Linked DNA regions of Homo sapiens: region 2 is linked to region 1. The links are chromatin loops, found by intact Hi-C in ENCODE. Cell type or tissue: CD4-positive, alpha-beta T cell. All regions are shown on one strand. Each heading gives the region's core, and the rest is flanking DNA. Links, peaks and the distances in the headings are about the cores only. Region 1 has its middle 63 kb from the start of EGFL6. Region 2 has its middle 130 kb from the start of ASB9.

What was found. A loop is a pair of places that touch in the nucleus more often than their neighbours do. Peaks named below come from ENCODE experiments on the same cell type or tissue, not always from the same donor. Only the 100,000 strongest peaks of a DNase experiment are listed, where the experiment ranks them.
Region 2: a loop joins it to region 1, with 4 times the contacts of the local background. A loop is called at or near these places in 3 of 110 quality-filtered maps.

Annotation. Positions count from the first base shown.
Region 1 is chrX:13,498,793-13,515,086 of GRCh38, reverse strand. No RefSeq gene overlaps it. Among named protein-coding and RNA genes, the nearest start is that of EGFL6, 63 kb to the left of the region's middle. In CD4-positive, alpha-beta T cell, for the core only: CTCF peaks have their summits at 8,090 and 8,293 (motif pointing left); a DNase peak (open chromatin) is centred at 8,286.
Region 2 is chrX:15,135,065-15,151,358 of GRCh38, reverse strand. No RefSeq gene overlaps it. Among named protein-coding and RNA genes, the nearest start is that of ASB9, 130 kb to the left of the region's middle. In CD4-positive, alpha-beta T cell, for the core only: CTCF peaks have their summits at 4,673 (motif pointing right) and 7,806 (motif pointing right); a DNase peak (open chromatin) is centred at 7,858; H3K4me3 peaks cover 469 bases.

The sequences.
Region 1 (16,294 bases), core at 4,110-12,109:
GCCAGGGCCCACCCACACAGTTTGCAATGGAGAGCATGTTCTCCAAATTCTGGGAGTTCACACAATCTCAGGAAAACTACTTTATTTCAGAACATAGACTCCATCATTGAAGATTGAAGTAGGAAGGCTATTTCTCTTTTTTGACTCATAGCCAAACATCTCAATGAAAGTTATGTCCATTTTAGGTCATTGTCTATCTTTTTCACTGGCTTGTTTTCTTTTTTCAACTTTTAAATGTTGGGGTTCTTCAGCACTTTGTTCTGGGCCCTCTGCTCTTGGCCTTCAATCTAGGTGACCTAATTGGAAAAATTAAATGGCATCATTTCTCTCTTCCACTTAAAATTCATCAACGTTTTCTTATTGCACATATACTAAGATCCAAAGTCCATGATACAAAACAAAAACAAAGTCCATGATACAGTCGACTGGACCTTACAGGATTCACTGCCTGCCCGCCCTTCAACCTCCTTTTATGTTTTGCTGGAAGGGCCCTCATTGCTATACGCACTTTGCTCCAGAAATACCACTTCTAGAAACTTACCCTGGAATTTATGCAGATAAACTCCTACAAATGTGAAAAAGCTTAATTCAAAGTTACATATTATAGTATACTTTGGAATAGAAAAGATTTAAAACAATCCAACTGTCAATTAAGTATAAGGAGCTCATACAACTCTATAGGAAGAAATCTAATAATCCAATTAAAAATGGGGAAAAGGTTTGACTAGATATTTATCAAAACAACACATACAAATAGCAAACAGATAAATAAAAAGGTGCTCAACATCAGTGATCACCAGAGAAATGCAAATCAAAACTACAATGAGATATCATCTCACCCCAGTTAAAATGGCTTTTATCCAAAAGACAGGCAATAACAAATGCTGGCAAGGATGTGGAGAAAAGGGAACCCTCAGACACTGTTGGTGGGAATGTAAATGAGTACAGCCATTATGGAGAATGGTTTGGAGGTTCCTCAAAAAACTAAATATAGAGCTACTATATGATCTAGCAATCCTACTTCTTGGTATATATCCAAAAGAAAGGAAATCAGTATATCGAAGAGATAGCTGCACTCTTGTATTTGTTGCAGCACTGTTTACAGTAGCTAAGATTGGAAGCAACCTAAGTGTCCATCAACAGATGAATAGATAAAGAAAATGTGGTGCATATACACAATGGAGTAATATTTGGCCATAAAAAAGAATGAGATTCAGTCATTTGCAAAAACATGGATAGAAATGAAGATCATTATGTTAAGTGAAATAAGCCAGACACAGAAAAACAGACATTGCATGTTTTCACTTACTTTGGGGATCTAAAAATCAAAACAATTGAACTCATGGGGATAGAGAATAGAAGGATGGGCCGGGCACGGTGGCTCATGCCTGTAATCCCAGCACTTTGGGAGGCCGAGGCGGGCAGTTCGAGACCAGCCTGACCAATATGGAGAAACCCTGCCTTTACTAAAAATACAAAATTAGCCAGGCATGGTGGTGCATGCCTGTAATCCCAACTACTCAGGAGGCTGAGGCAAGAGAATCGCTTGAACCCAGGAGGCAGGGGTTGCGGCGAGCTGAGATCGCGCGCCATTGCACTCCAGCCTAGGCAACAAGAGCAAAACTCTGTCTCAAAAAAAATAGAAGAATGATTTCAAGAGGCTGGGAAGGGTAGTTGGGGGCAGAGGGGCTGGAGGGAAGGCAGGGATGGTTAATGGGTACAAAAAATAGTTAGGATAGATGAATAAGGCCCAGTATTTGATAGCAAAACAGGGTGACTATATTCAATAATAATTTAATCATACATTTAAAAATAAATAAGAGTATAACTGGATTATTTGTAACTCAAAGGAGAAATGCTTGAGGGGATGGATACCTCATTTTCAATGATGTAATTATTATGCATTGCATGCCAGTATCAAATCTCATGTACCCCATAAATATATACACTATGTACCCACAAAAAATTTTTAAAAAATTTTAAATGTTGAATAACTAGTGAATAAACTATTATACATTCATACAATGGAATACCATGCATCTTTGAAAAAGAACCAGGCAGCTCTTTTTATATCAATATGGAAAGGACTCCAAGCCATAACCCCACCCCCACTTCCCCAGGACTGAAGCACTTATCCCTTCGGATGCTGGAAAAGTTGGCAAATGACACTTTACAGCTGAATTCCCGTCTGGAAATTGCCCTTGGCTGAAGAAAGCCACCTCTCCAAGTTTGTGACCCCTTTCTTGGGCAGCCCACTTCTAATGACTGATCAGTGTGAGGTTATAAAGGCCTAGCCTCTTTGTGCTAATTTGAGACAACTCGTCAGAGCCCTCCCAAGTCTAGAACTCTCGCAGGATTGCATAGGTCTTTGTTGTGACTTGCATAGCAGCCCAAATCCTCCCTCTGCCCAGTCTGACTTCCTTTACTCTCCCAGAAGTCTTGATCTGCAGGGTCCCCACCAATGAACTTCCTGCATACAAATCTTCATCTCACAGTAAGCAACCTGTGATGATGGTTAGATGCAAAAAGCAAAGGGTATAGCAGCATGTGCCACGTGCTACCATTTGTATTAAAGAGGAGGGAGGAAAGGCTCTAAGAAGCTGTGTTGGTGCCTTTACTTCCCTTCCTTCACACTTTGAGAGTCCCTAAGAAGTCTGCAGCTATCACAATGTCAGTATGTCTTCGTGATTCTTTTTAGAGTGACTTCTTAACTTGAAAAGTGCCTGTAATTCCTGAAAGTATGAGAAATTGAATGCAGGCCAGAGTGACCCTTGCATGGCTGGTCCCAGGAAGCATCCAGGAGGTTCCCCTCACAGTCTGCTGTGGGAAACACAAGGAACCCACAGTCTCTCCTTAGAGGAGGACACCATTCACAAAATCTCACGCTCAGACCTGTCTGCTGAGAAGACAAATGATCCCTTAGCTCAGAGGTGCCTCTCATTTTGCTGCCAAATTTCTTTCTTGACCTTTGACCCCATTGCAGTCTTCTTTCATTTATCATGTGCTTCCCTTCATGAAAGAATTCTTTAGGCTGAGTGTGGAGGCTCACGCCTACAATTTCAACACTTTGGGAAGCTGAGGCTGGTAGATCACTTAAGTTTGAGACCAGCCTGGGCAACATGGTGAGACTCCAAATCTATAAAAAATACAAAAATTAGCTGGGTGTGATGGTGTGTGCCTGTAGTCCCAGCTACTTGGGAGGCTAAGGTGGAAGGATGGCTTGAGCCCGGGAGGTTGAGGCTGCAGAGAGCTGTGATTGCACTACTGTACTCCAGTCTGGGTGACAGAGTGAGACCCTGTCTGAAATAAATAAATAAATAAATAAATAAATAAATAAATAAATAAATAAATAAAAGAATTATTTACATTAAATTCCTGGGTGTTCCTCTTTCCCCAATAAAATATTCCTGAGATTTGCCTCAGAAGTGGTAAGATATGTTCAACATTTTAATTCACTTGTTCATACATTTGTTCATTACTTCAACAGTTACTTATAGCATCTCTTGTGTACTGTGCTGTGTGCTAAGGTGTAAATATTTGTTCAAGTCTCCCTCTTCTGGAAAAACTGTCCCATACTGCTGCCTCCTTCTCAAGCTATTCTCTTATCTCACTTCTTCCATTTTCTGTCAAAAGACCAATTTCAACCCAGTGTCTCCACTTCCTCACCCCTCCTTTTATTTCTAAACCCACAACAATCTAGCTGTTATCTCCTCAACTCTGTTAAAATACTTCTCTGTCATGTCACTATATTAAGGAAACTAACACTAATTTGGGTAACAAACAACCTCCAGTTCTCAGGGGCTTAATACATTAAACAGTTATTTCTTGTCCTGTCATTGCATTTTTTTTTTTTTGAGACAGAGTCTTACTCTGTCACTCAGGCTGGAGTGCAGTGGTGTGATCACAGCTCACTGCAGCCTCTACCTCCCAGGCTCAAATGATCCTCCCACCACAGCCTCCTGAGTAGCTGAGGCTACAGGTGCACGCCACATCCGGCTAATTTTTGTGTTTTTTGTAGAAATGAGGTCTCACCAAATTAGCTGGGCATGGTGGCAGGCACCTGTAGTTGCAGCTACTTGGGAAGCTGAGGCAGGAGAATGGCATGAACTCAGGAGGCGGAGCTTGCAGTGAGCCGAGCTCCTGCCACTGCACTCCAGCCTGGGTGACAGAGCGAGACTTCCTCTGAAAAAAAAAAAAAAAAAAAAGAAAAAAAAGAAATGAGGTCTTACCATGTTGTCCAGGCTGATCCTGAACTCCTGGGCTCAAGCAATCATCCCTCCTCAGCCTCCCAAAGTGCTGGGATTACAGGTGTGAGCCACCATAACGGACCTAAGATATCCTTTTTGCATATCAAAAACTTTTGCACAACAACTATGCAATATTCTGCACGTGCCCTTTTAAAATTTTAATTTACTTTGAGACCATTCCATGTCAATATGTTTGGATTTACAGCTGCATTATTACTGTTATTTTATGTGGTCTTTCCTCAGTCTTGACTCTCATTTCACTAGACTCTTAGAACACTGGTTTGTCAGGTTAGGAATGAATTCAGTGATCACATGGTCCCAACCTCTCATTTTACCCATAAAGAACTACAATCTGCCATAGTGGAAGGATATTTTTTAGCTGACCCTTTACTTGGGTCATATCTGAGGTTTCATAAATCTATGAGTGCATTAGGGTCCTCTCAAAAGGTAAGTTGAGGCCCATAAAAACCACCAGTGCACATAACACATATTAAGTAGTCAGTATGGATACACTTCTTACAGCTAGAAAATGAACTCTGTGGGATGTGTTGCCTGACAATGAGCAGAAAGTCAGGGAGGACTTTCAAGTTCCCAGCTTTGGGATTGGTAAGTCATGATGTACTAACTGAGGCTAGGAACAGCAGTTCCAGGGGGAAGTTGATGGGTGCAGTTTTGGATATGCTGAACTTGAGCTGGTCAAAGGAAGTTCACATGGAACTTTCTAAGCAGGCAGTCAGATATATTAATTTGAAAGAGTGCTAAGGCTGGAGATGCAGAGTGGAAAGTCATCATTTACAGGATACAGCCAAAGTCATAAGAGTGCATGAAAATATGCAAAAAAATTATAGAGAGAGCAGAGCACGGGGCCACGGGAGACACTGGGGAAGACCAATATTTAAAGAGTGGACATAGGAGAGCATAAAAGATAGATATAGGGAGTCAGAGATAGAAGGAAAAGCGGGCAAAAGCAATGTCAGGTCAGGGGCAGAGAAGTGAGTCTAGAATGTCAAGGAGCAAGTGGCCAATACAGCTGAAAACACACTAAGAAATGGACAAAAAAGAGTTCATTGGGTTTCATAGTATGGCAGTGATTTGTCATCAATTTCAGATCAGCTTTGGTGGCGTCACTGGGATAGAATCCAGACTGCTTGCAGAGTAAAGGGGAGATGGCTAGTGTAGATGACCCCTCTCAAGGAGCTGAGAAGAGCAGATGGAGATAGACTGTAGCTGGGCACAGGGAAGGATCAAGGAAGGCATGTTAGAGTGGGAAGCTTGAAGAGATTTATAGACCTAAAGAAAATGCCAGTGGTGAGGGGGAGGATGAAGACACAGAGTACTGAATGGGTGATTGATGGAGAAGGCTTCAGAAAAGAAGGGTTAGGGTCAAAACCAGAGACTGAGGGTTGGCCTTGAGGAGAGACTCCTCATCCTGTGGGATTGATAGGAAAGGATAAGGACAGGTTCAGATCCTAAGTAGTTCATTGATTGGAAGGAAATAGGCAGCAAGCAATACCTAATGGCCTAACTGTTCTGGAACAGTAGTTGGTCAAGTTTTTAAATGGAGAGCCAGACAGCAATTATTTTAGGGTTTTGGGGGCACACAATTTCCATCACAATGATTCGCCCTTCTCATCGTAGCACAAAAGCAGCCATAGATGATAAGTAAACCAAGGGACATGGCTGCATTCCAATAAAACCTTATTTATAGAAACAGGCATTGGGATAGATTCAGTCCATGGAGTTTGGGGTTTGCTGAACTCTGTTCCTGGAGATTTAGGAAGTGAACCATGTGCTAAAAGTGGTAGGTGTGGGAATTGAGAAGAGTATTAAATGTTTTGGACAGTCAGGGGGTGATGGATGAGAAAGCTGACAAAGCATAGATAAAAAGGTTTCCATCCTCCCTGAGGGATCAGTTGGGGCTGGAGCCCAGGATTTTGTGATTGCACCAACCTGTCCTACTGCAGGTAGTGGAATTACCTCCGGCATGTGCTGGAGAGCAAAGGCAGAGTGAGGATCCTGGTTTGGAGTTTCATGGGTTGCTTCTGGTGGTAGGACAGTGGTACAGGGGAGTTGGGTGTGTTGATGAGAAAATGTTTAATGCCAGCCATATGATCTATGCTGGGTAGAGAAATCATGCCAGGAGTGGGCTGCTAAACTGGAAGAAACAGAAGCCTCTTCCATAAACACAAAGAGAAGGTGTGTTGGAGATGAGGCAAGGATAAGAGACTGCAGCTTGAGATTTAAGAGGCTGGAGATGGGGGGCAATGATGGGTTAGTGCGGATTCAGAGTGGAGCTACGGAAGATGGTGGTCGACATAGAGGAGAAGTGAAGGTCATCGATGGATGTTCTTTGGAGATGCTCAGCTCTCCCGGTCCACTCTATGATTGTACAAATTGATGCCTGTGGTCCATTTTGGTAAGGCTATTTCTACTTTCAGTAGCATTTCACCTTTTATTGATGTAATACAGTTGTATATTGTGCATCCTCTTGTAAGCATAATTAATTTGTTTGGCTTTGTCAAAATAATATTTAATAAATTATGTGCCTTTTACACATACATCTTGGGTAACTGGTTCAGGCCCAGAAACTTGGAAGGCTAGCTTCCCAGGCTGCTGACTTAGGGATTGTTGGATCATGATGGACTAACCAACACCATTTGCATTAAAGAAACCCAGGAGCTTTTATCACTTTGGTTTTGCGTTACTGTTTTCAGATATATTTGCATTATGTACTATAATTTTGCTGATCTTGCAGTGTTAAACACAATAATAAATTCCAGTTGAAAATTTGTAATTTCTCAACACATAAAATAACTCATTTGGGAGACTGTGAGAGCTATTTGACCGTCTTTCTATGATGAACTGTTGCTTTAGTACTGGTGACATTTTCATATTGGAAAGACTGACCCCATTACCTAAGAATGGAGCTTGGTCTTAGCAACCAATAGTCTTTCTAGCAACAATTCATTTTACTTCATCAATATCTATTTACACAGGGATGATGTAGCTTGAACAGGGAGTATATGTTCAGCTGGGACCTTCCAGCAAATTAGGAACCACATCCAAGGGAAACGTTAGATTCTTTCTGCCATTTCACTATGAATCCTGGAATGAAAGGCATTGAATTTCTCCTCGACTTTAACCTTTGACATTTTAGTCAGCAACAAATTCAACCCTTCAAGACAGCAGGGAACACATTGAGAAAATATTATTACTCTTCACTGTTTTTTTTTTTGAGACGGGGTCTCGCTCTGTCGCCCAGGCTGGAGTCCAGTGGCGCGATCTCGGCTCACTGCAAGCTCCGCCTCCCGGGTTCAGGCCATTCTCCTGCCTCAGCCTCCCGAGTAGCTGGGACTACAGGTACTCTTCACTGTTTTAACCACCAGTTCTAGAGAACAATACAGTTTAAAAATGATATGTCAACCTATCTGAAGAAGTTGCACTTAGCTGCATTATTTATTTTTTAAATAGCTGAATTAATACTTTGTTATAGGCTTGGTGCGGTGGCTCATGCCTGTAATCCCAGCACTTTGGGAGGCCGAGGCGGGCGGATCACTTGAGGATAGAAGTTCGAGACCAGCCTGGCCAACATGGTGAATCCCCATTTCTACTAAAAATACAAAAATTAGCCGGGTGTGGTGGTACACACCTGAGATCCCAGCTACTTGGGAGGCTGAGGCATGAGAATCTCTTGAACCTAGGAGGCGGAGGTTGCAATGAGTTGAGATCGCACCACTGCACTCCAGGCCTGGGAAACAGAGTGAGACTTTGTCTCAAAAAAACAAAAAACAAAAAACCTTTTTTATAAGAATAATAATTATAATAATATATATATAACAATAATAATAATATATAATTCTTATTTGCAGCTCTTCCACTTAGATTTGGTTGATGGTGGCTTTCCTTTTGTGATGACATCTTCATCAAAAGAAATCAAAGTGTCCTAATGGAAGTTCTTAGATATAGCTCCTTTGAAGCAAGCCTCCTTAAAGGCTCAAAAATCCTGAAATAAGTGGGGCCTGTTAAAAAAATCCCCTCTTCTGCCACGCAGCAAGAGCGACATCTGCTGGCCGATGTCAGACATCTTTATTTTGGAAAGCAATCTTTCCCTTCTTAAAAATTACCTTTGTTGTTTTTGCTGTTGTTATTTATTTTTAAAATATGTTCTCGTGCTTCTACAGAGTCCTTAATAGCAAGTCCCAGGCAGGGTTCTGGGGTTAGAATCAAGTTTCTACAGAAGAAGAAACGGCTAGCCCCATAATTTGCGGGGCTCGGTGTAAAATGAAAATGTGGGGCTCCTGGTTCACAAATTAAGAATTTCTAGATGGTCTAGATGACCTAGACCATCAAGCCAAGTGCAGGGCCCATCTGAGTGCAGGGCCTTGTGAAACTGCACAGGTCATACGCTCTGGAAGTGGGTCCTAGTGTAACTGCCTAGTAGTTTCTTCCTGCCTACTGCACAGACAAATCATTTCACTGAGACTGCTGCATTGTAGTAGAGAAGGAGTTTGACATGAAACTGGTCACATGGGAGAACTGGAGTTATCACTCAAATCCATCTCCCCAAAGGCTCAGAGATTAGGGTTCTAACAGACAATTTGGTGGGCAGGGGGCTAGAGAATGGGTGTTGCTAATTGGCTGGGGATGAAATTATAGAGATGTGGAAAACTGTCCTGATACACTGAATTGGCCTCTGGATGGGACCACAGGGGCAGTTGAGTCATGAGTCATGAGTCCGTATGGGGTCAGTCTGAAAGATGTCTCAAAAAACCAATCCTAAATTCTACAATAACGATGTTGTCTATACGAGCAATTGGGGAAGTCACAAATCTTGTGACCTCTGGCCACACGACTCCTGAGCAGGAAGGGATTATGGAAACTACATCTACGTTTTAGCAGAGTTCAGGCCCCCCTCAAAATCCTGTTCTTGTTGCCTATCATTAGTCTTACCTGGGTTGTTTTCGGTCCTGAGCAAGGAGGGCATTAGTTTTATGTAGGGCCTATTATCATCCTTGCTTTCAAGTTAAACTATAAACTAAATTCCTCTCAAAGTTAGCTTGGTCCATGCTCAGGAATGACCAAGGACAGTGTGGAGGTCAGAAGTAAGATGCAGTCAGCTATGTCCGATTTATCTTACCGTCATAATGTTGCACATGCAGTTTTACTAGGTGAAGGGTGCTAGGAGAATGAGCCCAGTGCTCAGCTTCAGAAGGTAGAGTGTGCAGGTGACAACTCAATGACTTTGGAGCCTACAAATGGCTCCTGTGCCATGTATCACCCCCACTCAGGAGGGACTGAGAGGAAAGTGACTTGAATTAAAGAGAAGGAGAGCAAGTTAGTCATTAGGGGCCACCATACAGACCACACCTTCTCATGTTCCTCCTCCTTGGTAAAGGTTTGGTGCTTGGAGAAGAGCTGGATGGGTGCTCAGGAGGGAAGGCCACCTGGGTTCCTCTAGAATTAGCTTCCTAGAGGAAGGGACTGAGTGGATAACACATTTCTGGTGTCTCTCCAATGCTTATGACTCTTTGGACCTTCATATCTTCCCCAATCATTGAATGACAAGGGAGAAAGCAGGGGTCTGAGGAGAAGCCACCCTCCTTTTCTTTTCTTTCTTTCTTTTTTTTTTTTAGAGATAGAGTCTGCTCTGTCGCCCAGGCTGGAGTGCTGTGGTGTGATCTCAGCTCACTGCAACCTCTGCCTCCTGAGTTCAAGTGATTCTCCTGCCTCAGCCTCCTCATTAACTGGGATTACAGGCACGTGCCACCATGCCCAGCTAATTTTTGTATTTTTAGTAGAGACGGGGTTTCACTATATTAGCCAGGCTGGTCTTGAACTCCTGACCTCAAGTGATCCACCCACCTCGGCCTCCCAAAGTGCTGGGATTACAGGTGTGAGCCACCACGCCTGGCCACCCTTCCTTTCAAAATGTCCCCAGAGTGTCTTGATGAGGCTTAAGTAATCACAACAGCTAACATTTATTGCACAGCTATTTTGCCCTTATACCAGAGGCAGTGTAACTAACACAGATTGGGGGCCTACTATATACCAGGTATTAGTTCAAGTGCTTAGTCCTAGGTGCAAAGTACATGTACCATCTCGTGGAATTCTACCAACAAACCTATGAGATAGTTGCTGTTGTGGTACCCATTCTACAGATAAAGAAACTGAAGGCCAGGGGTCTTGAATAACTCGCCCAAAGTCATGAAGCAAATAGATCATTGAGCCAAAATGAAGAACCCAGGCAGTCTGACTTGAAAAGGTAACACCTGCTGAGAACATACACTGGGGAAAGGCCAGTGTCCTCAATAAGTGGTGCTGGGAAAACTGGATATCCATACGCAAAAGAATGAAACTAGACCCCTATCTCTCGCTATATACAAAAATCAAATCAAAATGGATTAAATAATTAAATCTAAGATGTCAAACTATGAAGCTACTAAATGGAAGCATTGGGGAAGCTCTTCAGTTCATTGGAATGGGCAAATATTTCTTGAGTAATACCCCACAAGCACAGGCAATCAAAGCAAAATTGGGCAAATGGGATCACATCAAGTTAAAAAGCTTCTGCATAGCAAATGAAACAATCAACAAAGTGAAGAGACAACTCACAAAATGGGAGAAAATATTTGCAAACTACCCATCTGACAAGGGATTAATAACCAGAATATATAAGGAGCTCAAACAACTCTATAGAAAAAAAAAATCTAATGATCCCATAAAAATGGGCAAAACATTTGAATAGACATTTCACAAAAGAAGACATACAAATGGCAAACAGACATATGGAAAGGTGCTCAACATCACTGATCATCAGAGAAATGCAAATCAAAACTACATTGATATCTTACCCCAGTTAAAATGGCTTTTATCCAAAATATAGGTAATACCAAATGCTAGCGAGGATGTGGAGAAAAGGGAACCCTTGTATGCTGTTGGTGGAAATGTAAATTAGTACAGTCACTATGGAGAACAGTTTGGATGGTCCTCAAAAAACTAAAATTAGAACTACCATATGACCTGGTAACCCCACTGCTAGAGATATACCCAAAAGAAAGGAAATCAGTATGTTGAAGAGATATTTGCACTCCCATGTTTGTTGCAGCACTGTTCACAATAGCCAAGATTTGGAAGCACACTAAATGTCCATCAATAGATGACTGGATAAAGAAAATGTGGTACATATACACAGTGGAGTACTAGTCAGCCATAAAAAACAATGAGATCCTGTCATTTGCAACAACATGGATGGAACTGAATATCATTGTGTTAAGTGAAATAAGTCAGACAGAAAGACAAACGTCGCATGTTTTCACTTATTTGTGGGATCTAAAAATCAGAACAATTGAACTCAAGGAGATAGTAGAATGGCTACCAGAGGCAGAAGGGTAGTTGGCGGGATGGTGAGGGGAGTGGGAATTGTTAATGGGTACAAAAAAAATATAGATAGAAAGAATGAATAAGACCTAGTATTAGATAGCACAACAGCGTGACTATGGTCATTAATACTTTAAATGTGCATTTTAAAATAACTCAAAGAGTATAACTGGATTGTTTGTGACACAAAGAATAAATGCTTCAGGGGATGGATTCTCCATTTTCCATGATGTGATTATTGCTTATTGCATGCCTGTATCAAAGTATCTCATGTATACCATAAATATATATACTTGCCTTGAACCCATAAACATTTTTTAAAATTAAAAAAATTAAAAACAAACAAACAAAATTTAGCGGGTGTCAGCGCCCTTTTCAGACCCAGGAGTCAAAGCCCTATAATTTAACAGCACAAGGACTTCAAAAACAATGCAGAAAGTTACATGGATGGAAAAACCTTAATTCTTTTAAATCTCAGTTTTTCTAAGCAATCAAATACCTAATAATAATGATGACACAGAAATTCTTGTGATAAAACGTAAAATCTGTTTCTTAGGCCAGTTACTAAAAGGCAAAGAAAGCCCTTCTGCAGTGTGATTGCTACTCCTTAGGGGAAGCACGTTTAAATAACCTGAAAGTCAAACCTGATGAAAAGGGTACTTGAATTAATCAGACACAGGAAGAGCATGTCCAGGGTCATGAGTGAACCTTATGTTATAGAGGAAACAAGAAACTAGATAACTAGTACTTTGAGCAAATGAATCAAGTTATGCTGGAGAAAAACACTGCTTTTCTAGACTTTCAAGAAAAACATTTTAGCATCAGGCTACAACAGCAGGTAGAACTGGAGGAAAAAAATTACATGAGCTGGTGAAAAAGTTGAAGGAGAGGGTTATCTCAGCCGTTTTGAAGGGGAGAAAAAAGGCTGAAAGCAGCAAGACACAACAAAGTTGCACTTCTGAGATATGAATCTGAGAAGTTTCCAAAAAGAAACAGATTATAGAATCAAAATCAAAACCTCTTGTAATTTTATTAACAGCAAATCAGTATTTTAAGGAAAACTTTTTCTAACATAGAGGGCCAGTCTTAACTTTTTCACATCTCTTTCCCCTACTTACTGGTTCCTTTTTATCTTGTTTCATAAAAAACCTTTCCAAGTCCAATTTTTTTTTTTTTTTCTGAGATGGAGTCTCACCCTCACGCAGGCTGGTGCGATCTCGGCTCACTGCAACCTCTGCCTCCTGGGTTCAAGTGATTCTCCTGCCTCAGCCTCCTGAGTAGCTGGGATTACAGATGCCTGCCATCATGCCCAGCTAATTTTTCTATTTTTAGTAGAGACGGGGTTTCACCATGTTGGCCAGGCTGGTCTTGAACTCCTGACCTTGTGATCCGCCCGCCTCGGCCTCCCAAAGTGCTGGGATTACAGGTGTGATTGAATTCACCTTTATATAACTTCTGAATTAGACAAAATTATTATTTTTCTCAATGAGAACACATCTTCTTTGGCACATTTTATATACAGAATTATGTATTAACTAGAATTCTTATTCTTAGTAACCTTAAATTTTAGTGAAAACCTAGGAAGAAATCCTGAACTGTCTATCAAACATTAGCATTTAATACATGAGAACATTCCATAATTTTAAAAAAGAACAAACTTGTTTCCCCATATCATCACCCTTTCTTAGTTGGAAATGATGCAGACATCTACTGAGCATCCAAAATAATATCAAGTTTTTAAATTACACAAAAAGTTCACCTATAGTGTTTATCCTATTTATATTTTATTCATTTTTAGCAGTTTATCTAGATTACTTATGAGAACTGAAATATTAGACAGAGCTAGTTATTATGTCCTTGTTAACCACTTTTATAACTTGTGCATATTAGGTGTTCACTTCAGTTAAGGACCTTAAATACATGGGTATTTTTGCCAATAACACAGAAGATTCAGCTGGAGTTTTGGTAACAATGTCATAGTTTATTTGTCACTGCACGTAATTTAGCCCATCTGGATAAAGGAAATGACAAACACTATCCTGAACCTTCACTTGAAACAATATATCCTGGAGATCTTTCCATTTTATTGATAGGTGCTATTCCATTTTGTAGACGTATCATAGTTTATTTAATTAATCCCTTTACAATGGACATAGTTTAGTTCCAATTGCTTGTCATTATGTATATATATCATTATATACATATGGAGATGGAAGAATGTTTTAAATGGTTGATATGGAAAATGGGACGAAGATTTGACAAAGGAAACACAAAGATTGTAGCAACATTGAAGACCCAACTGATTTTGGATCCTATAAATTTGTTGTAGTGCAAATCTGAGAGATTGTATAGTTTTTTTCTAATTCTGCTGAGTAGCATTAGAAGAGGCAGACAGTTGGACCCACTGAGGATGGGGTTTTGACAAATTGATTGGAGAGCTGGACAATAGGCAAGGGGAATGAAGACCTTGGCAGAAGAATGGTTGAAATGTAGGTCCAAGTTATCTGAGCTGGATAGGAAAGGAAGTGAAGAAAGGAAGAGAGTGTCTGGGAGGGAGGAAGTTTAGGGACCAATGGGCCTGTTGAGGCAGGAGAACCAAAGTATTGGGAGAACCAAAGTATTGGAGAGGAAATATGTAGTCAGAGTGCCAGATATTTGAATTTGTGATTTCACAGATGACAATAGGTGTTCTTTCAGATGAAGGGTAAAGTTTAGGATGTGACCATGTGGCCAATATGGAGTAGAAGAGGTCATTGGAGACAAAGAGAAAAAGGAAATTAGAGGCAGGATTTGAGATGTGACATTCATTTGCGATGTGACATTCATAGTCTATTACAATGTCCAGAGTGGGATGATAATTAGCCTGGTATAACTGAATGCATTCAGTCTGGCCATTAAAATGGGGTGGTCCAGTCTCCTAAAATATATAGAAAATAAGCCTGTTTTAAACCCTTGTGTAGACATGGACCCTGACTCAGTAGCGGCTAGAAGAAGAGCCCCCTCGGAAGTGAACCACCCAGTGAAGACGAGTGAAGTCTGTTCTCTTGACAGATGTATGCTTCTGTTTGCCATCCTCAGCTACAAGCTTACATGCATGTTTACTTGGCAGTCGCATCAGCAAGTGTGGAGAGTAAACGTATGTATGTTTTGCACCTGCTGGCGATGTTTATTTTGAGTAAAGATATGCTTCTGCCTTTTCCTTGACAATGTGAAATGTGCATGTTTTTGTTTTCCTTTGCTTACAGTCGGGCATTGAGCAAATTCAGTCCATATGTTTTCCCTTGAAATCTATCTTTTACTATTGGCTTTAAATATTATCGTGTCAGTTTGTTCTCATGACATCTGATGGCAACAAGCATTTCAGAGGATAGAAATGATTTTTTGCACTGAAAAGGTAGTTATGTGGCATTGTATTTAGCTGGCATCAGACACCACACTATTGCTACTGCTTGGCTACTCAGATGAGACTTTATATAGTACCTGCTTTCAGTGTTCCCACCTGCCTGGTGCCGCTTCTTTCCCTGCACCCACACACCCACACACCCACACCCATCTCAGCTTTAGCAAGATTGATTATCTCCCTGCTTTAAGTTATACAGCTTCTGCCTGCTTTTCCTGGATGCTAAGAACTTCAACTGCATGGAGAAGAGCTAAAGACTTGGAACTGACAGTTGGGTCGTTTGGACCAGTTTGAGATTTTCAGCCTTGGCAGGACTGTCAGAATAATAAACCCTTAGACTCTTCACTGTAATGTTTCATGAAATAAAAGAAGAAAGTGCTTATTTTTCTTAGAAGAGAGCACACAAAGCTGAAATAAAGTAAAATTATTTGTTACTAATTGCAAAGACAAGTTCACAGTGCACTGGTTTGTGAAGAGGCAAATTTAGTATTTACCAGTTGGAAAACCTATAGAAAGTAAAAATCACTCAACACATAGAACACAGAGACATAGAGCTTTTGTTAATGACTGTTGGGAGACAATTCTCCACCGACCTTTACAGTTTTGTCTTGCTGGCAGAGGTGCTGACAACCTTTGTTCTGCACATTTTTGTCAAGGATGTTTGTATAGCATCCTTTGAAAGGTAGAAAGAACATCTACTTCCAGAACTGAGGGCAAGTTTGTTTGCTGTCAAGTATAACCAAGATAATATCTGTCTCTCAAGCAAAAGTCAGGCAGGTTTACCTACCGTCCATTGTCAAAGATTTGGGTTTCCTAAACTCAGGATTCCTCAGTTGTGATGTAAACCCACTGCATACACGGCATCTACCTGGGCCACTCTGTGTAACTCCCATGGGACTCGGGAAGTGAGAAGGATCTGATGTGAATATGAAAACTCATGCTGCTTGTAGTTCTGAGAATAATGAAGTCTCTTTTGTCTCTGACCCAAGAGTCTCATATCTTTTGCCAGAATCCATGAAACTGTGGCAGACTAACTCATGAGACTGCTAGTAGGATCAAATCTCAGATCCTTCACAGTTCTTGACTCTGACAATGCCATAGTTTCATCCATTTCCCTGACTTGCAGTTTGATATACTGGTTTGAAGTTGAGATGTGGTTTCTTTTGGAGGAGCTATGTAACAGCATGCTGGAATGAATGTAAGAGACACTAATGTCTATATTCAAGGCTCAATCATTATCAATGGTTGAAAGTGAGATGTTATGGCAGAA
Region 2 (16,294 bases), core at 4,337-12,336, 1.6 Mb before region 1:
AACAAGATCTTGGTAATTAGAAATAACTGTAACCCTCCTTCTGGGTATAGGTTTAAAAGAACTGAAATCTGGACCTCAAAAAAATATCTGCACTCCCATGTTCATTGCAGCATAATTCGCAGTAGCCAAGATAGGGAAACAACCTAAATATCCATTGATGGATGAATGGGTAAAGAAAATGTGATATATATATATGTGTATATATATATATATACACATATATACACATATATATATATATATATATACATACACACACACACACACACACACACATACAGTGGGATACTATTTAGCCTTAAAATATAAGTAAATCCTGCCATATGTGACAACATGAATAATTATCCATTATCCTCAACATGAACATTATCCATGTTGAGGACATTATGCTAAGTGAAATAAGCCAGTCACAGAAGAACAAATACTGCATAACACCATTTATATGAAATCTCTAAAACAGTTAAACTCATAGAAGCAGAGAGTATATTAGTGGTTGTCAAAGGGTGGGGTAGAGGGAAATGGGAAGTTGTTGTTCAATAGGCATAAAGTTTCAGTTATGCAAGATGAATATGTTCTGGAGAACTGTTGTACAACCTTGTGCCTAGAGTTAACTATACTGTGCTATACAGTTAAAAATCTAAGAGGGTAGAGCTCAAGTTAAGTGCTCTTACCACCGGCAAAAAAAGGGAATGGGGAAACAAGGCAACTTTTGGAGGTGATGAATATGTCTAGTATCTTGACTGTGGTGATGGTTTCATAAGCACAGGCATATGTATATGTTCAAACTCATCAAGTTGTATACATCAAATATGTATAGTTTTAAAAGTTATATTTAAAAATATAACTAATCATTTAAAGTACTTATTAGAATTTCTCTTGACATTGGACATGACTAAAAAGAAAATGTGTAATTTAGAAGACAAAATTGTGGACTTTTCCTGGAAGAGAAAGTTTAAAAGAAAAAAAAGATGGACATTTTGAGAGGAAAAATAAGCGAAACAGAAAAAAAAAAAAGAGGCTACGCATAGCCATTTACTAGAAACGTAAGAAAGAATGATCAGAAATAATGGTGAAGAAAAATATAGTTAAAAAGAGAAGAACATTCCTCTGCCATGAAAACTTCAATCTTATTATTGACACTGAAAAGTGGGAAGGAAATAAGAAGTATCTCCCACTTTTTGATGTTTCTGCAGTGCCTTACTTTGGCTGTACTCAGTGGAAACCAGTTGGCAAGAGAGCACAGACTCTCCAGGGTCACAGAGCCAGGCTGAGAAGGGGAAGGATTTGAGAGTGAAAAAGATAAAGTAGCTTCCCTCAAAGTTATTACATTTTACAGAGGCAGTGTATTAGGATTCTGTAAGGAAAGCAGAAACCACTCTAGGTATTCAAGGAATTTAATGCAAGGATTGAGTATTACAAAACAATTAGAAAGGTGGGAGGAGCCAGAGAAGACGCACACTAGATCCCTGTCTTGTCACTAGGTTTCATGGATTGAGGATGTTGCCAGTGCTGACCAGGTCAGGAATTGCAGGAAGCTGCTGCAAAACCTCATCTGTGCTGTGATTCTGCCTGCCATCAACCAAGAAGGAATGATGGTTCTACTTTGCTCTTGCCTTCTAAATCTCATTGATTCTCATTATCAGAACCTGGAGTGGAATACAGTAGGCAAGAGACTCAGAAGAATGTAGTTTTCAGGTCCCCAGCCCCTGTGGAAAGAGCAGATTAAGGTGAGGGGGGAATGGTTCTGACTACCAACAGACAATCCAGAAAAAAGGTTGATGTGAGGTTAATAAACAAATAGATATATAATGACAAATATATTAAGTGACGTGAAGAAAAATAAAACAGAGAAGGGGCAAAAAGTGGTAGGACTGCTCTTTCAGAGAGAATGGCCAAGACCAGCTGCTCTGGGGAGATGACACTGAACAGAGACTTGAATGAAGTGAGGGTGAGAGCCATGGGGTTCACTGATGGAAGAGCATTTCCTGCAGAGGGGCCTGCCAATGGAAAGGCCTTGAGGCAGGGAGGTGCTTGGAAGTTTAGAGGAACAGCAAGGCAGCAGTGTGACTGGAGTGTAGCAAAAAAGGGAGACATGAAGTAGATGAAATTACAGAAGTAGCCATGGGCTGAATTAGTCAGTCTTGTGGGCCATGGTAAAAACTTGGGATTTTTTCTTTTCTTTTTCTTTTTTTTTTTGAGACGGAGTCTCGCTCTGTCGCCCAGGCTGGAGTGCAGCGGCGCGATCTCGGCTCACTGCAAGCTCCGCCTCCTGGGTTGACGTCATTCTCCTGCCTCAGCCTCCCGAGTAGCTGGGACTACAGGCAGCCGCCACTGCGCCCGGCTAATTTTTTTGTATTTTTAGTAGAGACGGGGTTTCACCGTGTTAGCCAGGATGGTCTTGATCTCCTGACCTCGTGATCCGCCCACCTCGGCCTCCGAAAGTGCTGGGATTACAGGCGTGAGCCACCGCGCCCGGCCTTTTTTTCTATTGATATAACGCCCTTGGAATATTTTGAGAAAGGAAATGTCTGAATTTGACATGCATTAAATTTATTTCCTTGACCTCTAGGGGTAGAAGAACTATGGGAAACAAGAGTGGAGGCAAAGACACCATTTGAAAGCCATTGTAGATCTTCAGGTGAGAAAGCTGATGGTGGTAGTGGGGAGGTGGTGAGAAAGGATTGGATTCAGGTGTCGTTTGAAACTAGAGCTGATGGGATTTTGCTGATGAACTAACTGCTTGGGGGCAAGAGAGAAGGAGAGGAGTCGAGGTTGATTTCGAGTCACTAAAAAAATGGTGGAGCCATTTACCAAGATGGGGACACTGGGGACAACAGCTGTGCAATGGAAGTCAAAGGGCAAGTTTTATGCATGTTGTTTGAGACGCCTACAAAAATATCCAAGAGGAAATGTTGAGGAGTTCCTGAGATACAGAAGTCTAGAGTTCAGAGGTGAGGCTGAGGTGGAGGTAAAGATTTGGAAACTTTTTTGGTATACAGGTGGTCTTTCAGCCATGGTGCCTAGTGAGACCCTCCAGGGCTGGTTATTATGCAAGGTAGCTACTCTTAGTAAAAATCTGCTATGTGTGTGTTACCTTCTAACTCACTTTTGAATTATTTAAAGTTGCTTCTGGTATGAAATAATAGAGCCCACTGGAAGAAAAAACTCTGAAGCTCATTCTCAATTGCTTATACAAAGAGCATTCAACGCAACAGAATATAGGTTTCCTTGTTTGCACATAATTAGTTTTCATCTAATCTTTCTCTTTCCAATAACCTAATTCTTTCATCATTTCCAGGAACGCCTTTCCTACATTTGACATTTCTAGAAGTTTGTGTGATGTCTATTGAACAATTTATCCTTTAAATATGATCATGCTATCTAATTTGTGTTTTAAAATCCCTAATCCAGTGCACCCCTTACCTTATTTCCTACAGGCTCTTTGGCCTGCAAGAGAAAGTAGATTTTTCTCTCCTCAGAGACACTTGCCAAAGCTGCATTAAGAAGAAAAGAATGAAATCTGTTTGATCTTAGAGACATGCTGTTTTGTAGATAATGAAAACAAATGAAGCATAACAGTTAATTTTGTTCTTTCTATCACAGACGGGGCCTCCTGTTAAAGAAATCTCTCAATCAAATAAATTATTTTATTTGACACTGAAGACCTAGAGAATTCAACAGCTAATGTGGTCACCCTCTCTATTTTCATTTAAAGATAGATAAGGCAGGACAACTCATATTTGCTTCCCAACCTCCATCACTCTCTGAGCTCTAGACATTTTAAATTCCAAAAACTCTGATCACCATTGCCTATTTTTAAACAATGAAAGGCTGGAAAATTATTCTTCTCTGTAGTCTACGAGATAGATATCAGCACCTGAGAAAAGCACTAGAGACCTTCATGTTTTAAATGGCTTGTCTTTCCGAGGTTCCAAGGTTGCATTTTCTTTGTTTTAAAGAAAGGTCAGTGCAAAAATGAATGAAATGCAACAAAGAGAAATACTAAGTAAATACAGCAGAAAAAAAGCCCAGAGGATTGGAGAAAAGGCAGGGGTGAGGGGTGAACTAAATATCAGTTGATGGGTTCTGAAAAAGGAATTTCACACTTACAAAAATTCTTCTAGAAATCATTATGAATCTATTTTGCAAAAGCTTAAAAACAATGGCCTTAAAGCCAAAGTTAGATCCCTTTGAAAAGTAGAATATTTTCATGAAATTATTCTCTGTAATGTTTTGAATGTCTCCCTCATGAATCCTTGCCCATTTGAATGCCCTTGTGTAGAGAGGAGAGAACCTGAGAATCAGAGAATATCTGATGCGTTCACATCAAACACAGACATTCCTCCATGTCCATGATTAGAGGCTTAGGATCATCGCTGCTGACCAATGATTTACCAGGACTCTCTGATTTTTCCCTAGAGATAATTATGCAAAATTATTTTTATTTATGCAAATCAAATTATACGGTACACAATATGCAGCAATCACTTATGTAATTTCACAATATGACATGCTTATCTTTCCATGCCAATATGTGTGGCTCTGATACCTTCTTTTTAAAGACTGAATCATATTCACTTAAATTAGTGATTCCTAATTTACGGCGGCCAGGGGCTGGGGTTGTGGGGACGGGGATTTTGCCCGCTAGGGGGCAGTTGGTAACTTCTGGAGATATTTTTGGTTGTTACAACTGGGCAGAAGGTACTGATGAGTGAGGGCCAGGGATGTTGCTCAGCATCCTACACTGCACAGGACAGCCCTCACAAACGAGTTCAGCATTGCTGAGGTTGAGAAACCCTGGAAATAGATGTGCCACAATTTACTTAACAAAATCTCTATTAGTGGACATTTGGAGTATTCTCAATTCTATCTACTACAGTAGCAGTGAATACACAAGAATCTATGTGTTTGTGTATCATTCCAAATATTACTTTAGGATAAATGCCTAGAAGAATAATTTCTTGGTAAAAGATTATACCACTGAGAGGTTATATACATTGCCAACTTGAACTATAAAAGGTTATATGAATTTATATTTTTTCCAAGAATATGTGCAGATGAAACCATATTCTTGGAAACCACTCATAACCTCCATTGGATATTATTAATTTATTTAAGCTTTGCCAAACTTTTTGATATATGGATGTCTACTTCTTTATTGTTGTTTGAAATTTATTAATTGCTAGTGAGTTTAACCGTATTTTCAAATGTTTATTGGGCTTTAGTTTTTTTCTTTTGTGAATTGTTCACATCCTTGATAATTTATCTATTGAGTTAGTTATCTTTATCATTGTGATTTGAAAGAACTTTGTCTCTTATATGTGTTAACAAATATTTTTTCCTAGTTTGCCATTTTTATTTTAGCATTTATAATTTTTGGATATGTGGAAGTGTTACATTTGAAAGAAGCAAATTTATCATTATTCAGATATTTCTCCCTAGAGTTTGTGTCATATTTAGAAGTGCTTTCTCCACCCCCAGATGATTAAAAATACACCTATGTTCTCTTCTAGTACTTTTCTAGTTCCTTTTTGGTCTGTTTGTCAGTTTTACATCTAATCATTTACATCTAGCTCAACTACCTTTAGTATAAATAATGTTAACCTACTGACTTCTAATATAGCTATCACAGCTTCACAGGAACAAGTCGAATGGAGATTCTCATTGCCAAGAATAAGTTTCTAACCTCACCATCTGTAATCCATTCTGGAACACTAGCCAAATTTCTTCATAACATCACCCACAGGCAGGAATGATGCCTAACACTTGTTAAGTGTTAAGCTTGTTAAGTTTAATAACTTATGAGATTTCACAGTATTTTTTATATTTCACATTATTTTATGTATTCATATTATTTCATTTAGTCACATTTCATATTGTTTTATTTTACCTTCACAACACACCTTAAAGCAGGTTGTATTATCCCCACTTTACGGATGAGGCACACTTTAGGCTGTCAGCTTGGCTGTACATGTCTTGAGAATGGTCACTATTTTCTCCCCTCTAGTGTGGGACACTAGATTTATTGAATAAATGCCTGGATGGCCTGAGGCTACTTTACTATGTAAAGGAGATGAGCAGATTGGTTGGATGGTTGGTACTTCTTATCTTTACTTGATTTGGCTATAACTTAATCCCAACATCAGCCTCAAGACAAATTGCCTGCAAAATACTAGCTGATTTGGTTATACTATTTATCCTTTTTGTGCATATATATGTATAAAGATATGTCAATTTATTGCTAATTTAAAATAACACCAAATTAAAATTAGCATGGGATGTGGATGTTTAAGGATCAATAAGTTAATACTTTTGAGAGATTTAGAGTCCGTCAGCTCACATGTTTGGGGGGAGCTTACACACTACAGTTATTGCTAGAACACTAAACAGGATATCTTGGTGAGAGAGAGAGAGAGAAAGAATGAAATTTGTATCCAAATAAATCATAATCATATTTTTATCTAAAAACATTTCTACTTCTGTCCAAGAAAGATAGACAATTCAATTCTTTTGCAAATGACTTGCTACAGTCCCCTGATCACAATAAAATTTAACTCCTAACTACATATTCCCAACATATGGACCACAAGCCAAATTAATTCCCGACTACTAGCCCACTGGAAGGGAAATGCCTAGATGACTTCAAAGTGCTTATAACTGCATGAAGACCAGGGCCACTTTGTACGTGGCTATGGAAACGGGCAGTAGTGTTGGTGTCCTTAAAATCAAGTCCACTCACTTGGCCAAAATGATCATGTGCCAAATTATCAAGGAACATTGTATGAGTGATATGAGGAGATCTTCAGATGCATGCCCCTTTGACTTGTGATTGAATGGTTAGGGCCAGAAGTGGATAGATTCTGACTTTTTGAGTGGTCAGCACTATCGCCATTATTTTTTGGGGAAAATTCTTCTATGAGAAAATGCTAGGAGTATGTCCAAACAGAAGCCTTTTGTATTCATAGCTAGTTGCATCCGTAACCACCAGACAAGAGGTAAAAACTGATAAAAGCTACAGCCTTGGGGATATAACTCTGTCCCTGAGGTCTCCTCAGAGCCTCAGCTTTATACAAAATTTCTATTCCACTCTCAGGCAGCTGTTCAAAGTACAAGAATCTATTTCCCTGATGGGCAAGGAATCTCAGGATAGAAAACATATTCAGAACAAGATTACAGAATTGTACTTTTTCTTCAGTAAAAAAACCATTTTTTTTTCTTGCTTCTACAGAACATCCACAGCTGAGTCCAAATACATTTCAGTCAGATGTCCTTAAGAAAACAAGGTCTTTGGGGCTGATCTCAGACACACTGCAAAGCTCTGTTTGAGACTTTCTTTCCCATTCCTGTTGTCTCAGCCTGTTGCTTCATCTTCCAGAATCCTTTAAAGTTACCTTTTCTTTGGATTTACTACGAGGTTCAGTGCCACCAGGTGGTTCTTCCCAATTCTTCATGTTAGTCAAATTCCTGGTTTGACTTTGCCACTTAAGGACTTAGCTCTGTTCCTGAATCTTGGTCTGAGTTAATCTTGATCTGAGTTAAGTCCTGGATGGCAGAAGATGGAATGAAGGGGTGGAAGGGGCAGAAGATTAAACAGAATATCAATTAGAAGCTGTGTTTGTGGTGCTTATATTTTCAAGTAAGAGAAAATCCCAACCCAAACTCCCAATAAAAAGGGGACTTACTAGTTATCATAACTTCACATTAGTAATAGATAATTTTCAAAACAATTCCACATGTATTATTTCACTTTATTATAAAATACTCCTCTTTGCAAAATTGTTTATCACCGCACTTCAACTGAAAAAGTGCAATTCCAAAGGTGTGTTGCCAAGGGTTACGTGGCCACTAGGTGGCGAGATGAGATTCAGATTGAGGCTTCGGAACTGGTGCTCTACTATACCTCGCCACTACCAGGATTGTTTTAAATGAGAGTTGGAAGTGGGAAACAAAAAGAAGAAAATGCAGAATAAGAAGGCAGTGAGGGGGGAGACTCTGGCTCATTTCAATTAAGGACAAATTGTATAGATTTATGTTTTTTTAAAAATGGGGAGAAATTACTGAGAGCAAGAATGGGGAGAGTGTGGTAGGGAGCTGGCTTCCTAGAGAAGGCTGGGGAATGGGGCTGGTGTTGGGGTGGGAGTCAGCAACTAAAGGCCAAATCCACCTCTTCATGGTCTGACCTTCCAATGATACAAACCCTGCACATACAATGCGTTCCTTATATTTTGGCTTCTATTTGCTTATGTTGAAACAGGTCTTTATGAACTTATACCATACAAAGATGTGGTCTCATGTTTGTCAAAACAATTATCCAAGGTCACACAGACCATTTGCAGATATTTCAACTCAAGAGCTCTGTCCTCACCTGTCACAGTAGGGACACTTTCATTCAGAAGGAGGGAAACCAAGTGAGAAAGGGCAGAAAGGAGTCACCTTTATATTGAATTGCTTAAAATGAGTTCAGCTAGTCTCCTGAACTTTGCCAGTGCTGCCTTCATAGCTGACAACAGCTTTCTTTTGATTTGAAGTTTTGCTTTCCTTGTAAGATCTTTAAAAACACACACACACACACCAAAAACCCTTTCCTCCAAGAGTTTTCATTAATTCAGGATGAGTTAGTCCTTATGCTTCTGTTTTTCTGCCTGTGACATGGTTTGTGGTCAGCTGCTAGATTAAATAGTGAAGGCTCACTCTGAAGATCTCAATTGGAGCCACAAAGAAGTTACTGAAAGAAAGAGAAACAGAAAGAACTGAAGAGTCGTTGTGTAATCACCCACATAAAACAACTTGGCTCTAGGTGACTGGTGTGGCGTATTTGATTAAAACCCTTTTCAAAATGACCTTTTCTCCACCCGCGTGTACTATGCATCTTTCAAAGTCTGAGCTAGGAGGCTTGATAAGAAAGGGCAAGCCTTGACAGGGCTTCTGGGGTGTGATTCACTTGATAAACTTGCAGACCCTGGTGCAGGGCTTGGAGGTGAAAGTGGGAAAGATAAAGCAGAAAATGCAGAATAGTTAGGTAGTGAGGGAGGAGACCTCCCTCTTCAGGGCTGACTGCGCTGACCTTTGGGAGCACTCTCTTTTTTGACTTCCTTCCAGTTGCGTGTGTGTATGCGTGCATGGGGAAGTGTAGAGGACATCTTCTTAATCTCTACCTTGTGCTCAGATGATACAAGCTAGTAATTCAGGGGCATCGCACATACACACAAACTGTAACTCAAGCTTGAAAGGAATCAACTCAAGACAGAAACAATATTTCAGAGATCCTAGCATATACATTCACTTGAATACACATGTATTCTCCCATCCTCATATTTCCATGTAGACCTTAGCATAGACATCTTTACTCATTTTTTAATGTATTTGCAATGTGGGTTTGACAGAGATGAGTATTTCAAAAGTATTACCTGGGATGTAGTTTTATATACTTGTCTCACTGAAATATAGAAATCTAATCAGTAGAAAAACTATACAAGGATGATAGGCCCCTATATACTATGATTTAAGGGGCTTTTAGAAAAAGATTTCCAGATTTTTTTTGAAATTACATCCAGTCAGAAGACTATAGCATTTTTTCTGTTAGTGGTTGCCAGCTTAGTTTCCACATTTTAAAATGAGGCTACTGAGAACTACAGTGACTGAAAAGCTTTCATTGCAGCAAAAACATATTAATATGATCCCGTATCTGTGCCTAACGCTGGGACTTGTATTGCTGTAGCAAACTGGTTTTGTCATTTAGAGTCATTTTTTCAAATTTCACAAGGAGAAGATTATCACATACAGGTACTAAACGATAAAAAAAAAAAAAGCTCTGCCCTTTGGCTTCTTTAAGTGGAGCTTTTTATTTATTTATTTTTATTTTTTGAGATGGAATTGCCCTCTTGTTGCCCAGGCTGGAGTGCAGTGGCATGATGTTGTCTCACTGCAACCTCCGCCTCTGAGGTTCAAGTGATTCTCCTGCCTCAGCCTCCCAAGAGGCTGGGATTACAGGTGCTTGCCACCACACCTGGCTAATTTTTGCATTTTTAGTAGAGACAGGGTTTCTCCATGTGAGCCAGGCTGGTCTCGAACTCCTGACCTCAGGTGACCCACCCCACCTTGGCCTCCCAAAGTGCTGGGATTACAGGCGTAAGCCACCATGCCCGGCCTAAGTGGAGCTTTTTAGGTTGTGATTCCTTTCCAATTAATTTCTATAAAAGGCCTTTTGAGACCCAGAGCAGAGGTGGAAGAGAAGAGGTCTCACTGAGAGGTCCCATGGGGCACAGATCAGGACCACATCTCATCTTTTATGTCTGCAGTCTCCAGGATGACCCAGTTCTTGGAAGACTTCATTTGGCGCTCTATTATTTAAGGAAGGGAGGGCACTACCATGGGAAGATTCTTATGTTTTCTCCTATTTTTGTGTGTTTCATTTTGTTTCTCAGCTACCATTTTGATTTCTCTAAGTACTGATCGCTAGTCTTCCCTTCTTCCACCTTCTGGGTTCCCCATCCCCAGCTTCTATAATAGTGTATCACAATAATGCTTCATACCAAACCACCCCAAAAGTCAATACCTTTAAGCAACAGTCATTTGTTCTAGTGCTCACAATTCTGTGGTTTGGGTGCAACTAGACTGGGCTAGGCTGGTATCCAGGCTCCAGGTTCCAGGCTTTAGGTTCCAGATCTCAAGATCTAGGCTCTAGGTTGAATCCAGTTTTGTTTGACATGTGTCGTATCTTCCCTGGACCAGTGGCTACCCAGAGCATGGGTGAACCCCACATGTCCCATTCAGATACCCAGGATCAAGAAACAGTAACTGTGTGGGGCATATCCTTCTTGTGGCAATGCACCAGACTGCAAAAGGACAAACTCAATAGAGCAAACACATTTCAAGCCTCTGGTTGTATTATAGCCACTAACATCCAATTGTCCAAAACAAGTCACATGGCCAAACCCAATGTCAAGAGGTCAGGGAAGTAAGAGTGTGAGTATATAATGCTACTTCAGTTGAGTGAGAAACTAGGGACAAATAATTCAATTTTCCACAAATAGGAAGTATCACAATGTTCTGAAATTGTTTAACTTTATCTACTCAAACTGGACTGATCAGCTTGAGAATAGAGCCCAATTCTTGCCCACCTCCGAATTTACACACCTAGCATAAGACTTGCATTTATATGAAGCACTAGATAAATTATTCCAGAAATAGAGTACTCAATATATTATTCTAGAACCATAAAAAGAATATGGAAATAATTTTCTCAAAGCCCCTTTTGAAAGGAGGGAAAGAGAGAACAGCAAGGATAGCTATCCCTTTTTGTTGGTGACTGCTGCAGTTTCTTCCCCTCCTGCTTATTCATCTTTATTCTTTTCAGCAAGAATTAAGATTTCCAGATTTTGAAGCTATTGGCTCATCTTGCAGGAGGCCATCATGGCAGGCAAAATCTTTACTCTGACTTTCATCTCCCTATATTTCTCGACACTTGTGTGGATGCTTGCTGTTTTTGTTTACATAATCAGAACAGCAATGTTCCCCAGGAAAACTTTTTTTTTTTTTGCTTTTCTATGAAACTTCTTGAAATTAGATGGGCCCCTAAAAAAAAGATGTGATTGTCTTGAGGCTTTTTGTTTCCCCATAAAACTGACATGAAATAGAAATTGTAGCTTTCTATTTTCCTCTGTGATCCTGGGCATCAAAACATTTTAAGTCTAATGCTAAAATAACAACCAGATATCCCCCTTGATATTATGTGTATTAGGGGTTTTCAACATTACAGGAGACCTGGAGAATGCCAGTCTTTATTAATTGAATAAAAGTAACAGTCATTTATGCAGCACCTACTTTTGCCTTCTATAAAGAATTCAAAGACCAACTAATCACATTTATCCCCCAATGGCTATCTTTGGAAGGAAACCCGTTGGAGTCCCACATATCCCCTGGCCATTCAAGATTGTTGTATCGGCCGGGCACAGTGGCTCATGCCTGTAATCCCAGCACTTTGGGAGGCCGAGGCGGGCAGATCACGAGGTCAGGAGATCGAGACCATCCTGGCTAACACGGTGAAACCCCGTCTCTACTAAAAATACAAAAAATTAGCCGGGCGTGGTGGTGGGAGCCTGTAGTCCCAGCTACTCGGGAGGCTGAGGCAGGAGAATGGTGTGAACCCGGGAGGCGGAGCTTGCAGCGAGCAGAGATCACGCCACTGCAATCCAGCCTGGGTGACACTGGGTGACAGAGCGAGACTCCGTCTCAAAAAAATAAAAAAATTAAAAAAAAAGATTGTTGTATCCCCTGTGGTAGGTAGAGAACAATTGGCCTTCAAAGATATTCATGTCCAGATCATCAGAACTTGTGCATATGGTGCCTTATATGAAAAATAGGACTTTGTAGACATTATTAAGTTAATGATTTTAAGATGGGGAGATTATCTTGGATTATCTGGATAGGCCCAATGCAGTCACAAGGATCCTTATAATAGGAAGGCAGGAAGGTCAGAATCAGAGAAAGAGATAGAGCTTTAAAAATGAAAGAAGGGCCATGAGCAAAGGAATCTAGGTGGCTTGCAGAAGCTGGGAAAGTCAAGGAAACCGATTGTCCCCTAAAGTTTCCAGAAGGAATGCAGCCCTACTAACACATTTTAAACTGCTGCTCTCAAAAAATTATAAGATGATAAATCTATGTTGTTTTAAGCCACTAAGTTTGTAGTCATTGGAAACAAATACAACTCTCAAAGGCTTTCTACTGCAAATACTGGACTCTCTGTCTATGGAAGCAGACTTGTTCATGCACTGGACAGGCCATGTGTGCCAAGCAATTAAGCCTCAAGGAACACCCTCAGCCAATGACTAACATGAGGAATATGCTAATTTCTGTGCCCCTCAGGTTCAGAGACATGTTCTAGATCATCGCCAGAGGTCTCAAGCTGGAGTGATATCCAGCTGCTCATAGCAGCAATCTATCCAGTGATCTCCCCTTTCCCTTTCCTGTTTTCCTTCTCCTCTCCCCTACCAGTGCTTCTAGAGGTTGCCTCCCCAATATCTTACTTGTCTCAGGGTTCATTTGTTGGAGAACGCAGCCAAAGACAACTACTTGAAAGCCCAGATGAATGTGTGTTGAAGGCCCTCTCTGGTAGAGATTGGGGGTGGGGGTCATAAAAATCTTTATAGTATCTTTAAGGGAAGACAGAGAAAGTTTTTATCCATAAAAATTGTGATAAATAGGAAGCTGTAAAATGACAGTGGAAGATTAATTGGAGCTCTAGAAAAGGAAATAACTAACTTATTTAAAAATTTGCTCATTTGGCCGGGCAGGGTGGCTCATGCCTGTAATCCCAGCACTTTGGGAGACCAAGGCAGGTGGATCACTTGAGGTCAGGAGTTCAAGACCAGCCTGGCTAACATGGTGAAACCCCATCTCTACTAAAAATACAAAAATTAGTCGGGCATGGTATTGTGTGCCTGTAGTCCTAGCCACTCAGGAGGCTGAGGCAAGAGAATCGCTTGAATGCGAGAGGCGGAGGTTGCAGTGAGCCAAGATCATGCCACTGCATTCCAGCCTGGGTGACAGAATGAGAATCCATCTCAAAAAAAGAAATTGTTCGTTAATTTGATGACACTTATCCCATAAGATTATTTATGGACCTTTAAAATCAGAGATACAATGTGTGGGTATTGTTTTCTTCATAGATCAACAGGTGAACAAAAGATAATTTCAACCTAAATAAATATGCAAAATAAATGTAATGTTCTGATTTTTGTGAAAATCAAGTAAAATGGAAAGGTTTATGTGCACGTCCTGACATCAGCTTGTTAATATTAATAATAGCTTAGAGTTTTTAGCCATTCACTGTTGCCTCCCATCTTTTATCTCAGGCAATACAAATGCTACATTCAAAAGTGCAATTCCTGTTGTGTGGGTCATTTAACATCCATGACAAGGGAGTCCTAATGCTGTAGAGCAAGGGATGCAGAGTGTTTCAGCATCATTTGGATAAAGCAACTAGCAACTTTAACCACCATTCTTTCAACTACTTCATCTTATCAGCAAACCAACTGGCAACAAGAGTATGTTTTTTTTTCTCTTAGCAGTAGAATTGCTATTTTTGTAAGAGAGTTCTCATATATTTTCTTCTTATTCCAGAATGAAGCTCATTGCTTATTTCAGGATTAGAATACTTCAGCTGCAAAATGTGAGTAGTTTGATATTTAAATATTAAATGACCAAAACCTTTTACTTTTGAAGCTTAAGAAAGTAACACTTGTATTGTTCCACTTGGCATCCCATCTAGACCTATCTCTTGTGTGTATGAATGGTCTGGGGTATATTAAGTAGATATTTTCTACTAATGAAATTAGAATTGCAATAAAAATATTATGATGATGATGATGTCATTTTATTGAGCACTTATTTTTTTTAAATGAGGTTAATCAGTCTCTGTGCTCCACATACTCCATCATTAAAATAAGACTACTTTCTTTTACTCATTCATTCATTTATTATTTCAATAGGTTTAGGAGTACACGTGGTTTTTGGTTACATTAATAAATTGTATAGTGGTGAAGTCTGGACTTTTAGTGTACTTGTCACCCAAATAGTGTACATTGTACCCAATAGTTAATTTTACCTCCCTCATCCCCTTCCCACTCACCCACTTTCTGAGCCTCCAGTGTCCACTATGCTACTCTATATGCCCCTCTGTATCCACAGCTTAGCTCCTACTTGTATGTGAGAACACGCAGTATTAGGTTTTCTGTTCCTTAGTTACTTTGCTTAGGATAATGGCCTCCGGTTCTATCCAAGTTGCTGCAAAAGACACTACTTTGTTCTTTTTTATGGCCGAGTGATATATATATATATATATATATATATATATATATATATATATATATATATATATCCCACATTTTCTTTATCCACTCAGCAGTTGATGGGCACTTAGGTTGATTCTGTATCTTTGCAATTATGAATTATGTAGCAATAAACATATGAGTGCAGGTATCTTTTTTACATAATGACTTATTTTCCACTGGTTGGATACCCAGTAGTGGGATTGCTGGATCAAATTGTAAATCTACTTTTAGTTCCTTGAAAAATCTTCATACTGTTTTCCATGGAGATTGTACTAAATGACATTCCCACCAACAGTGTATAAGCGTTTCTTTTCACCACATCCACACCAACATCTATCATTTTGTGACTTTTTAACAATGGCCATTCTGACTGGGATAAGGTGGTATCTCACTGTGTGTGTGTGTGTGTGTGTGTGTGTGTGTGTGTGTGTGTTTAATTTTTTAATTTCCATAGGTTATGGGGGAACAGGTGGTGTCTGGTCACATGAGTAAGTTCTTCAGTGGTGATTTGTGAGATTTTGGTGCACCCATCACCCAAGCAGTGTAGTACACTGCACCCTATTTGTAGTCTTTTATCCCTCGCTTCCTTCCCACCCTTTCCCCCCTGAGTCTCCAAAGTCCACTGTGTCATTCTTATGCCTTTGCATACTCATAGGTTAGCTCCTACTTGTGAGTGAGAACATAAGATGTTTGCTTGTCCATTCCTGAGTTACTTCACTTAGAATAACAGTCTACAATGTCATCCAGGTCACTGCAAATGCCATTAATTCATTCCTTTTTATGGCTGAATAGTATTCCATCATATATATGTATGTATGTATGTATATATACATATATATATATGTATATATATACACACACACACACACACATCACAGTTTCTTTATCCACTTGTTGATTGATGGGCGTTTGGGTTGGTTCCATGTTTTTGCAATTGTGAATTGTGCTGCTATAAACATGCGTGTGCAAGTATCTTTTTGATATAATGACTTCTTTTCTTCTGGGTAGATACCCAGTAGTGGGACTGCTGGATCAAATGGTAGATCTTCTTTTAGTTCTTTAAGGAATCTCTACACTGTTTTCCATAGTAGTTGTACTAGTTTACATTTTCACCAGCAGTGTAGAAGTGTTCTCTGTTCACTGCATCCATGCCAACATCTACTGTTTTTTGAATTTTTTTTTTTTTTTTAGATGGAGTCTTGCTCTGTTGCCCAGGCTGGAGTGAGGTGGTGAGATCTTGGCTCACTGGAAGCTCCACCTCCTAGGTTCACGCCATTCTCCTGCCTCAGCCTGCCGAGTAGCTGGGACTACAGGCGCCCGCTACCATGCCCGACTAATTTTTTGTATTTTTAGTAGAGATGGGGTTTTATCATATTAGCCAGGATGGTCCCGATCTCCTGACCTTGTAATCCACCCGCCTTGGTCTCCCAAAGTGCTGGGATTACAGGCGTGAGCCACTGCGC